2 separate regions of the Mus musculus genome follow, and region 2 is linked to region 1. Evidence: chromatin loops called from intact Hi-C (ENCODE). Cell type or tissue: left cerebral cortex. All regions are shown on one strand. Links, peaks and the distances in the headings refer to the core of each region. The heading gives the core; the rest is flanking DNA.

What was found. A loop is a pair of places that touch in the nucleus more often than their neighbours do. Peaks named below come from ENCODE experiments on the same cell type or tissue, not always from the same donor. Only the 100,000 strongest peaks of a DNase experiment are listed, where the experiment ranks them.
Region 2: it touches region 1 in a loop (2.1-fold over the local background); 2 of 42 quality-filtered maps call a loop at or near these places.

Annotation. Positions count from the first base shown.
Region 1 is chr2:33,084,018-33,089,362 of GRCm38, reverse strand. It overlaps Garnl3 (GTPase activating RANGAP domain-like 3), which reads left to right. Exons shown (of 30, transcript NM_001355200.1): 3 at 3,419-3,488. Among named protein-coding and RNA genes, the nearest start is that of Garnl3, 44 kb to the left of the region's middle. In left cerebral cortex, for the core only: no CTCF peak of the experiment used is centred there; DNase peaks (open chromatin) are centred at 2,299 and 3,014; H3K4me3 peaks cover 3,087 bases; H3K27ac peaks cover 2,929 bases.
Region 2 is chr2:33,029,093-33,034,437 of GRCm38, reverse strand. It overlaps Garnl3 (GTPase activating RANGAP domain-like 3), which reads left to right. Exons shown (of 30, transcript NM_001355200.1): 11 at 309-407; 12 at 3,265-3,368. Among named protein-coding and RNA genes, the nearest start is that of Slc2a8, 50 kb to the right of the region's middle. In left cerebral cortex, for the core only: a CTCF peak has its summit at 2,604; a DNase peak (open chromatin) is centred at 972; H3K27ac peaks cover 2,750 bases.

The sequences.
Region 1 (5,345 bases), core at 191-5,190:
TGGGGCATTCAAAGCAGCTATGTAAGAAAGCCTCTCCTCTCCAAGGCATTCAGCATGAAACGTTACTTATTATGGTGAGCCTAATGGTATAGGCCTGTTATCCAGATATTTTGGAAGCTGAGGGAGGAGGATCCAAGTTCAAAACCAGCCTCCGTAACTTAGAAAAGTGCTGCTTTCTATTCCAAAATAGAGTTATATTGCATGCTAGGGATATAGCTCAGTGGTAGAGCACTGTACTTCTATCTTTACTTAAATCCATTGTTCTAGCTTGCCTTTCTGTAGCTAAGGGGGGAAAAAAAACCACTAAAACCACAAGCAAATTAAGGGAGGAAAGGGCTTATTTCAGCTTACAATTCCAGGTGATGGTCTATGGTTGAGGGAAGTCAATACAGGAACTCAAACAGATCAGGAACTTGAAGCAGAAATAGAGGAGTGCCGCTTGCTAGCTTGCTAACTTGCTCATGGCTGACCCTCAGCTAGCTGGCTTATACAGCCCAGGCTTCCTATGGGTGGTGCCTCCTGGTCTACCTTCTAGATTACTGTAGATCTCACTTTTGCCAAATATTTTGCTGTGTGTAAGGCAGATCACTGCCTTTCTAGCCCCCAAGATTAGATTCTTATTTCTGTCTGTCCCCTTAATCTGGGCCACATAGTGCATGATTGTGGTTATAGCACCCAACATAAGACACTTTGGTAAATGTGCCTTTCATTCCACTTCTGATGCCATCCATACAGGCACATGGAATCCTAGATTCTTTATCTTGAAGTTCTTCCCTACTGCAGGCCTTAAGAGTCTCCTGTCCCACTATTCCAGGGAGGCTACTGCACACTGCTTCTTCCAGGGCATGGGTCTTCAAGCAGTGTATGCCACTTCTGTCCTTTCCTGTCTTGACCAGAGCTAGATCACATGGTCTCATCACAAGAAAAAGCAAATGTAGTCCAACAGTGAGTCCAGAAAAGGAAGTAGGTTTGTGAATCTAGTACACACAGCAATGTCTACCTTGTAGGCCAGGCCTTCTTAAATGGAGAGACTGAAAAGACCAATCAGCAAGAAAGGCACCAGGCAACCTGTCCTAGTACATATAGGGAATGCTGTCAGGCACTAGGTAGGAAGATCTGTCTGATGTGTATATACATCATGAATGCATGCTTATTGCATATCCACCTTGGGCCAGGCAGTAGGTGGAACAATGCAGGTTCTTTGTAGAGCTTTGGATGACCACTGCTACTGGGAACCCTTGTATGGACACCGGGGGAGGGAGGGATTTTTGACATAGATACTTTGATGCCTCTTACAGTGCATGATCTGTGCCTAGGCCTGGTTCTTACCATGAGCAAGCTCATGCAGGTGGAACGTGATTAGAGGGAGGGAAGGGTAGCAGAGAGCAGGCGTTCTATAGCTGTGGCTTCCTTGGTTGTTTTCATGGGACGCTGTTGCCCCTCTAAGAGACATCTAGGGAAGGTAGATAGTCTAGGGTGACATAGAATGGGACTGAGAGCTGTCATCTTTGCCATGTTTGCTGTTTACAAAGATAAGGAGCTGGCCCCATGTCTAGAACCCCTTGAGTGATCCTGAAGATGGCCCAGGGAGAGGCTCAGGACCCCTATCTCTGCTTTCTTCGTGTTAGGAGTTGTTGAGTCTCACCTGCTGCTGAGGTTGATTCCATCATGGTCCTAACTGAAACCACAGCTGGGGCTGCAGTCTGGGCAGAGCATTTGTTCTGCCTGGACTTTGCTGTGCAGAGACCCACATCTCAAGAACATCTGCTGTCCCCTGGTGACCCAGCCTTACAGGAAAGGACCTCGGAACCAAAATGCAGGACAACAACAGTGCCTCCAAGGGTGTTTTCTGACCAGAGAGGCCAGACTAGAATAGACCACAGAGTACAGTTGTGTTAGTCTCTCTTAAAGATTTTTTGTTTGTGTATTTTGAGTGAGGGGTATAAATCATGTCCATCCAAGCAGGAAGGTAGCCTAGGCACCCCCTTCCAGACTGTTTTCATTGCTATGCCACACACTTTAAGCTAAAAGAGTGAGGGCGAGAAAAGGTTAAATTTCTCATATAAGATTAATTCAGCCATTTCTGTGAAATGGTGGAGGCAGAATACCATTAGACTCTAATCTCATTTCTCTCATGCTGTCTTTCTTGGAGCCTATCAAACAGTGTCCTGGCAGAGAGTCAGCTCTGTGGATGCTGAACATCAGAGTCGGTCTCTTGCTGAATGTGCCAGGAGGGCTGTAATTTAGAAAATGTAGCTACCTTGTAAGGAAGGATGAAAAGGTACCGAGTGCACCTGTCTCTGCATGCGACAGTCCGACCAGTTGGAATTGGTGAAACGTGATTCTTGCAGAATCTTATTTTCTGTTGTATTAGAGCTGTTTGCATGACATGGTCAAGCCAAACTTACAAAAACTGTTGGTACTGGGGGGCTGTCTGTCTGTGGGCTTCATGGCTACTGTGTTAGAGTCCTAGGTAGACTGAGTAGCCAATTAGATATGTGCCTTTGGAGAAGGGAGCTATGCATGCAGTGCAAACGCAGTAGCAATTTGCATCCTTGTTTTAATTGCTCTTGGACCATGGCATGTGAGTTTGCTTATCTGATTTAAGCCTGTTTGGGTGGGGATGGAGGGGAGGGTGGGAAGTATTAGTTGTTGCCATGTCAAAATTAAATATACTCAGATGTTAGATTTTTATATTTTATGCTAGTCTTTCTCTCTCTCTCTCTCTCTCTCTCTCTCTCTCTCTCTCTCTCTCTCTCTCTCCACCTCCCCCTATGTTAACATGTAAAAATTTTAAATTAAAAGCTGGGGGAAGGGAGGGGGCCTATGAGGATTTGGGAATTTTTTTCTCCTCCTTAAAATACAGCTTTAAATGATGCTGGTTATTTTTATGTTGCATATTTGGGACAAAGAGACTCTACTCTTTTAAGCAAAGGATAATTGCAAGATCTGGTTCAGCAGCTTTGTCCCTTGCCTCAAGTTCCTGCAGGGCTGCCATCCCCTTCGGTAATACCGAGTGAAATCACAAGCCGCCAATAGCTTTGGGAATTTCAATTGATTCCAAATGAGCTAAATATTTAAGTCAGTCATTACCTGTACTTCTAGGGATGACTTGGGCATTTTCCTTTTGACTGAGGGCTTCATGAAAGCCTGATTCTGCAATGGCTGCTGGGGACGGTGTTTGTTGCAAGGATGCTCCCCTGCAGTGAGGCGCCGGAGCACTGCAAACCTGTTTCATAGCAGCCGTTTCTTTTTCTTTTTCTCTTTCTTTCTTTCTTTCTTTCTTTCTTTCTTTCTTTCTTTCTTTCTTTCTTTTTTTCCTTCCTTCCTTCCTTCCTTCCTTCCTTTTTTTTTTCTTTCTCAGAAGGTGTGTAGCCAGATCGCTATGTATAATACTGATGAAGCATTTTTGTTCCAGCTCTGTCTCAGAAGACCTAGGCTGTAGACGTGGGGATTTCAGTAGGAAGCATTATGGATCTGTGGAGCTGGTAAGTCAATGCTGCCTGTTCAGTAGTGGTCACTGGTTCAGACTTAGAGGCCATTGCCAAGCTTAGCAAGCCTTTGTTGTATATTTCCTAAAAGACTCTGCGGTGTTGAGGTTTAATTTAAGTCAGTGATGCTGAAAGGTTATGGTCATTTGGTCACCTTTATTTCTTTACATTGCCATTGCTTTTAATCTCGTGTCTTTCAGTTTGTTAAAAATATGTTGTGCCTTGGTATTTTTCTCTATTAACCAGTGCATAGAATGAAATAATTTGTAAATGAAGAAAGGTAGCATTTCATGTTTATGTTATCTTGTTCCTGAAAGTTTACAGAAAGTGTAATGACTGTTGACATTCTGATTCTATCTTTGCTTTCTGGGTGTGGGACAGGAGTTAGAACATGTGAGGTATATTCCTATTATAAGCCTATTAGTTGGACCAGATCAGTAACTGTGACAGATGATAAATGTCTAAAATAAAAATATCTAATTTTTTATAACATGAGACATTAGAGTTTGTGATAATGATTTTTAGAGTATATATTCCTCATGAAAGAGGGGAAATAAAATGAAAGCATTGATAGACTCAGGGGTTTTTTTGTTGTTGTTGTTTTTGTTTTTGTTTTTTTCGAGACAGGGTTTCTCTGTGTAGCCCTGGCTGTCCTGGAACTCACTTTGTAGACCAGGCTAGCCTTGAACTCAGAAATTTGCCTGTCTCTGCCTCCCAAGTGCTGGGATTAAAGGCGTGCGCCACCACACCCGACTTAGACTCAGGTTTTATGATAGGATTGTGATTTGGTTTTCCAATTGCATGGGATCTGAACCAATTTCAGAAATTGTGCTTATAAGCTGCACTAGTTATTATTGGTCATTAACTCCATTATTCTGTTGATTAAAGATGAGTTGTTTCTGTCCACTTGCTTAGTAGCCAGGTTCCCACTGTTGATACAAGCTGCACCTTTACAGCTTTAGCAGGAGAGCAGCTGTACCTGAGTGGAGTGCTAGTGGCCCTCTGTTTGACTGGACTCTGTGCCTGACCCAGGGCTAAAGCATCTTGCAAGTATAAAATAAGTGAAGGGTTTGGTCCCTATTCTTAGGGGTTTCCTGTCCTTCAGCTGAGCAGATTCGACGCATCATCTAAAGATTGAGTATAGCCACATCAAAGATCCATCAGTTGATTTAGTGCCTGTTCTGTAAGTTATTGTTAACCCTGTATGCACTAACTCAGACTACTGCCTCTCCTCAAGGAGCCCGGGCAAGAGTATAATTCAGAGTAGGAAGGCAAGTAGAGATACAGAGGTAATATGGAGCTAAAGAAAGGGAGGGAGCCACCCACCCTACAAGGGAACTTCAGGGAGGTCATTGGAAGGCCTCCTGAAGGACGAAGGACGGTAAGATATGAGAGGGCAGCAAATGATAGATAGCATAGCAGACATGATGTTCCATGAGAGCAGTGAACAAATGGCCCTGCCTGGGAGAGGTAAGGCCACAGGAAGTAGTGGTGACTCAGCGAGCAGGCTTTGGTTCATCTCTCCACAACTCCACAGTCCTCTGTCACCAGTCATCAGTAAAGTGGCATGACTTCTCAATGTGTGCTCTGAAGTCTTGCTTATTTCATCACTTGCTACTGACAGGATCTTGAACATCTCTTGTCCTCAGTTTTCTCATCCACAGAATAGGGATATTAATATTTTCTCCTATAGCTTTGCCATGAGGATGAGATAAAACAATGGCACCCAGCCCTTAGCACATCCCATGTTAAATTAACCTCATACAGTAGTGAAGCTGAAATTCAGTAGTAGAGGTAGAACGTCCATAGTCAGATGAAGACCAGACTGGGTCCAAGAAGTGGTCCTGAGCCCTC
Region 2 (5,345 bases), core at 80-5,079, 55 kb after region 1:
GCTGAGTTACTATAAAGACAGTATCATCTTCCTATATTTGTGTCTTTCATGTTACAACCCTGTCTATCATTGGGCAGAGCAACAATAGCCCCTTCATTCCTCAATACTGCATGCCCAAGGTCTGGTTCACCTGTCTGTTTGCCTTCCCTTGGGTTCCTGAAAATTACAAGACTTCCTTATAGCCCTTGGGTAAAAAGTGATGTGACCTCATGCTTTGATACTGTGCACATCAACAGCACCATTATCTGTGACTTCTTTATGGTTAAAAAATGAGGACCAGAGATTGACATCTGTGCCTTTTCTTGCAGAAATTGGAAGTGAAGCTTTTCAAAAATTTTTAAATCTCCTCGGTGACACCATTACTCTAAAGGGCTGGACAGGCTACCGTGGCGGTCTGGACACCAAAAGTAAGCATTCCCCTTGTCAAAATTAGTAACTTGTCAAAATAAGTAATTCTGTTACTTATACCCAAGAGAGGGAAACGAAAGAACCAGAAACTGGAGAGCCTGAGGATTATCCCAGGATGACACGATCAAGGTTACTGAGTCTATTTGTTGGCTTTATAAGACTAATCAGCCCTTGAAACCCATAGGAAGCACTAGGAGACACGATCAGCCAATACACAAATGAATGACATTTCCATCAACGAAGGACTACATCTGTTGTGGAATCTCATGAGGTTATAGAGCCTGGTAACATAGTCACAAGTGCAATTTGCCTCAGTGAGAGTCACACAGGAAAGTTGCCTTCCAACACAAGTCTCCATTGTCCCATAGCTGCATTTACCAATGAGCACCATCTGTATGCCAGAACCAGGCTAGGCTCAACATGACCCCTGCCTTGCAAGGAGCCTATAGTCCCCTGGATGGCACAAGCGCCAGTCACGTGAGTGACGGTTATGAAATAGCTTGGCAATCAGTGCTTACAGGATTGAGTTGGCGCAGAGAGTGCCACGGGCACTTTGCCGACTCTGGGGATTACAGAAGACTTCTCTGGGGGAACTTGGGAGTGATGAGTGGGAACAGTTGGAGAGTCTGGAGAAAAGAATTTCAAACAGGGAGCATCTGTGGAGTCCCTGAGGCTGAAAGAACATGGCGTGCTAGAAACTAAGAGAATGGCTTTCTGGCTGGAAGGAGCAAAGGGACCAAGAAAGTTGCAATTCGAATGAGAGACAAAGCAAGCCAAGCAAGCAGTGGCTATTCCCAGTCTGAGTTTATAGTTCTCAACTATGCGGACGACTGATACAATCTGACCCTGTGGAAATGACAAGTGCCAATGTGAGATGTTAGCTGCTTTAGAGAAGAGAGGTAGACAGGGGGATGGAGTCAGAGAACAGGAAGTAGGGCCTCAAACTGTTACTTTTTGAAGACTTAGAGAAGAGAAGAGGTGGCCCTGCAGGGAGTTTGAAGTCCCCTTGCATGTCACTGAGGTCCCCTTAGGGCAGATCTGCAGGGAAGATAATCTAGAGGGAACAGGCCAGAGGAGCCCCTAGAGAACCAGATCCCACAGTCTAAATGGGGGTAAGGGGACAGCTGTCGTGGCCAGGGAACAGCTGGCTGGCAGGGAGACAAGTGTATGAATTCCAGCACTGAGAATTCAGGCACAGGGTTCCATGATATTAGAAAGTGGAGATAGGGAGGAAGAAGGATTCTCATAGGGTCCCTGGATCTCTGGCCTGAAGTAGCTGGTAGAGAGCTGGGTTGGAAGGGAAAGCCCGGGAAGCAACGAGGTGGATGAAAGAGACTAGATGGCAAGCTCAGGCTCTAGCTGAGGAGCATTTCCAGCAGTTTGGGTTTCTGTGTTAGTCGCTTTGTTTGATCTTCCGTCAAACCTCAAAGAAAGTCAAGCAGGTGACACAGGCTCTTGTAGCCTAAATGTGGCAGACTTTCAGTCCAGGCAGCCTGACTACCTAACAGCTTTTCTTCCTAGAGGTGCACACAGATTCAGAGCATGACAGCCATGTGTGAGGAGGGCTGTGGAAAGGCCTTGGTTACCACCTTCCCCCTGACATGCTTTTTCATGTGTGTGATGTGTTCCTGAGCACCATGGTCAGCTCTCTGCTCACTGTAGGGGTCCTGAGTACCATCTCCTGAGCCCTCTGATCACCAGGTCTTCTGCCAGGTTAAGCACCTTGCAAGGACTATCTCGCTGAGTCTTCCCTGCATCCATTTCCAAATTATAAAACAGGATAAGAGAAAAATGGGATGACTTACCAAAAGTAGCATGGGGTCTGGGGAGATGGCTCCTCTGGAAAAGTGCTTGACATGTAAGCATGAGGACTGGAGGTTAATTCCAGCACCCCTTTTTAAAGGCCAGGTGTGGGGGTACATGCTTGTAATTCCAGCACTAGGGGAGATGGAGACAGGAGGATTCCTGGAGCTTACTAGACAGCCACTCAAGCCAAATCAGTGACCTCCAGGTTCAGTGAGAGACTCAGCTCAAATAAATAAATAAATAAACAAGCAAATATAGAAGGGGCTGGAGAGAGAGAGGGCTCGGTGATTAACAGCATTGGCTGCTCTTCCAGAAGACCTGGGTTCAAGTCCCAGCACCCACATGGCAGCTCACAACTGTCTATAACTCCAGTTCTAAGTGATCTAATGCCCTCCTTTGGATTCCATGGGCATTGCATACACATGATGCACAGACATACATGCAGGCAAAACACTCAAACACATAAAATTTAAAAAATAAATATTTTTAAAATGTATTAGTCCTTGGTTCAGTCCTCCAAGATTTGAAATAACTTGCACAACAATATGTAATTAACATATTGCTTTAAATCAAACAGCCAAACTTTAAGAAAAAATAAGGTAGAGAGCAATTGAAGCAGATACTATATATAGACCCCTAGACTCACCACACATGTAAACGCTAAGTAACAAAGCTTTAAAAATCAAATTACAAAAGAATGATAAAGCATTGGGGAGTGGAAAGGAGTAACCCAGCCAGTGAGGACTCAGGCTGGTTCGTCTACCTCCAGAGCCTGCGCCTTTACTCACTGTACAGTTCTTCAGAACCTCACCTTGACTTTTTGAGCCCCACAGCTTGTGTGAGCTGTACCCTTACCCCACGGCCACGGGAAGGGGAGGGACTGCAGCACGAGTAGGAGCCTCGTTCGAAGTAAAGAGTTAACCTCAGGCGAGCCTCTCCTGCTCCCCACAACTGATAAACCAGGTCTTTGAGAGTGTACTGGGAGCATGCCTTCATCTACATGCCCGTGTAAAACTCTGTGCCCACTGACTGTGTTCTTGTGTTTTACAGATAACACCACAGGGATCAACTCAGTCTATACTGTGTACCAAGGGCATGAGGTCATGTTTCACGTTTCCACCATGTTGCCATATTCCAAAGAGAACAGACAGCAGGTATGTGTGATATCGGGCTCTCCGAGGACACAAACGATCATGTGACTGAACGTGGATGAGCACTGCAGTGCTTTATACAATTAGAGACGAGGTGTGTTACCGTGAGCTCCACTTCAGTTACCAGCTACCAATTCAGGCACTTTTTAATGTCTGTGTGAACTGCAAACAAACAGGAAGCCTATTGGTACTGCCTCTGTCATCTTCAAGACAGGATCAGAGATAGTAGTGAGCCTGTGAGTGTACATGTGTAACTATGATTTTAAAGACTCTACGTCTATGCTGCATTGTCATAACAAAATACCTGGAGCCTGGGAACGTTATAAAGAAGTTTATGTAGCTCAATGTCATGTTGTTTCAAGAGCACTGGTATTCCGAGCTCTAGTGAGACCCTCAAGGTGGTTAGTATGTGGTACAGACAAAGAAGAAATCACAAGGCATAGAGGAAGCATGAGAAACCCAGGTTAGGTTACAGACAGGCCTAACTGAGCAAGAATGAACTCCCATGAGAAACATGTTAACCCCAACCAAGACCTTATCACCTCACACCAGGCTCCCCTCTAAAGGCCCCCATCTCTTAGCTACTCCACGCTTGCAGTCAGGCTTCCAGTACTGAGAGGTCTGCTCAAACCATAAGGAGACACCTTGCAGGCTGGTCTGTACTTAACATGTCTTCTCCCTGTGACTTCTCTCAGTGTGCCTTTGGCCTTGTCAAAATTGCCTCTGTGTTAACTCCTGCTGTGACGTCCTTAGATGGCAGAGTGTGATAATTGAAGCGTTTCCTCCCCATGTTGACTTTGGTCAGTGGCGGTTTATCACAGCAAGAGAAATCCTAAGACAGATGGTTGTGTGGCATTAGAAGCAGTTTTCAGGTTGAAGTTGAAGGTAACCATGGCTGTCTACATGGTCTGGCCATGCTGGGTTGTTCCCTCAGTGTTCTCCTTTCCCAACCCAGAGGTTGGCCATTTTCAGGAGAAAAAAATCCAAACTGTTAGAATTTAGATACAAAAAATATATGGGATGCTGGGTTTGGTTTGGTTTGGTTTGGTTTGGTTTGGTTTGGTTTGGTTTGGTTTGGTTTGGTTTGGTTTGGTTTGCCTGCATCTATACATGTGATGTATACACAGAGATAAGAACAAGTAGTGTGAGTCCCTGGAGCTGAAGCGAGGGATGTTGTGAGTCACCATGTGGGTGCTGGGAATCAAACCTAGGTCCTCTGTAAGAGCAGTAGGTACTCGTAACTGCCGAGGCATCTCCCCAGGCCCAGCTACTAGGTTTTGACAGGTGAGATTTGGAGAGTTATGCTTAGCTTGTATAAGACTCTTACCACCCTTTTATGCATTGAGAGAAGGCATCTCCATGAATAAATGTCACTGATGTAAATGGACAATTGTTCAGCAAAGAAATACAAAGTTATAAGGGGCCAGAAAGGCTTTTCAGTAAGCATGTGGAATTCTGATGCTAGTAAAAGGGTAAGCAAGCAGTGGGTCAGCCCCTGGGTGATGCTGCAGTCCTGGCAGGTAGAGGCCCTCAGGGAGAACATGCAGGAGGGATGAAACAGTAAGTGCTGTTCTATTGTCTGACTGGAAGAAGTGGCTGATGGGAATCTCGTAGGCTGTGGAGACCATGAAGGCATTGAACTTGTCCTTGTTTTAGGAAGACTCTGCTCAGGTGTATTAAAACATGTGTGGCTCTCACATGTGTCTGAGACTAGCTGTATGTAAGATGTCTTCTCTGTTTGGTTGGGAAGACCTATGTCTCACTGCTAGGCCGCTTCATTGGAGAGGATAGACCACACCATCTTCTCTGCTATCCTCAATGCTTTTGACCTTTTACATGTCAACAGCAGCATCAGAAAACTGATGCTGGGGTTGGGGTTCGAGGGTGGAGCGCTTATGTATCGTGTGAGGTGCTGGGTTCAAGCATCAGTGCCTGCACCCCACATACAGCACACACATATGTACAATGGGATGCCTTACA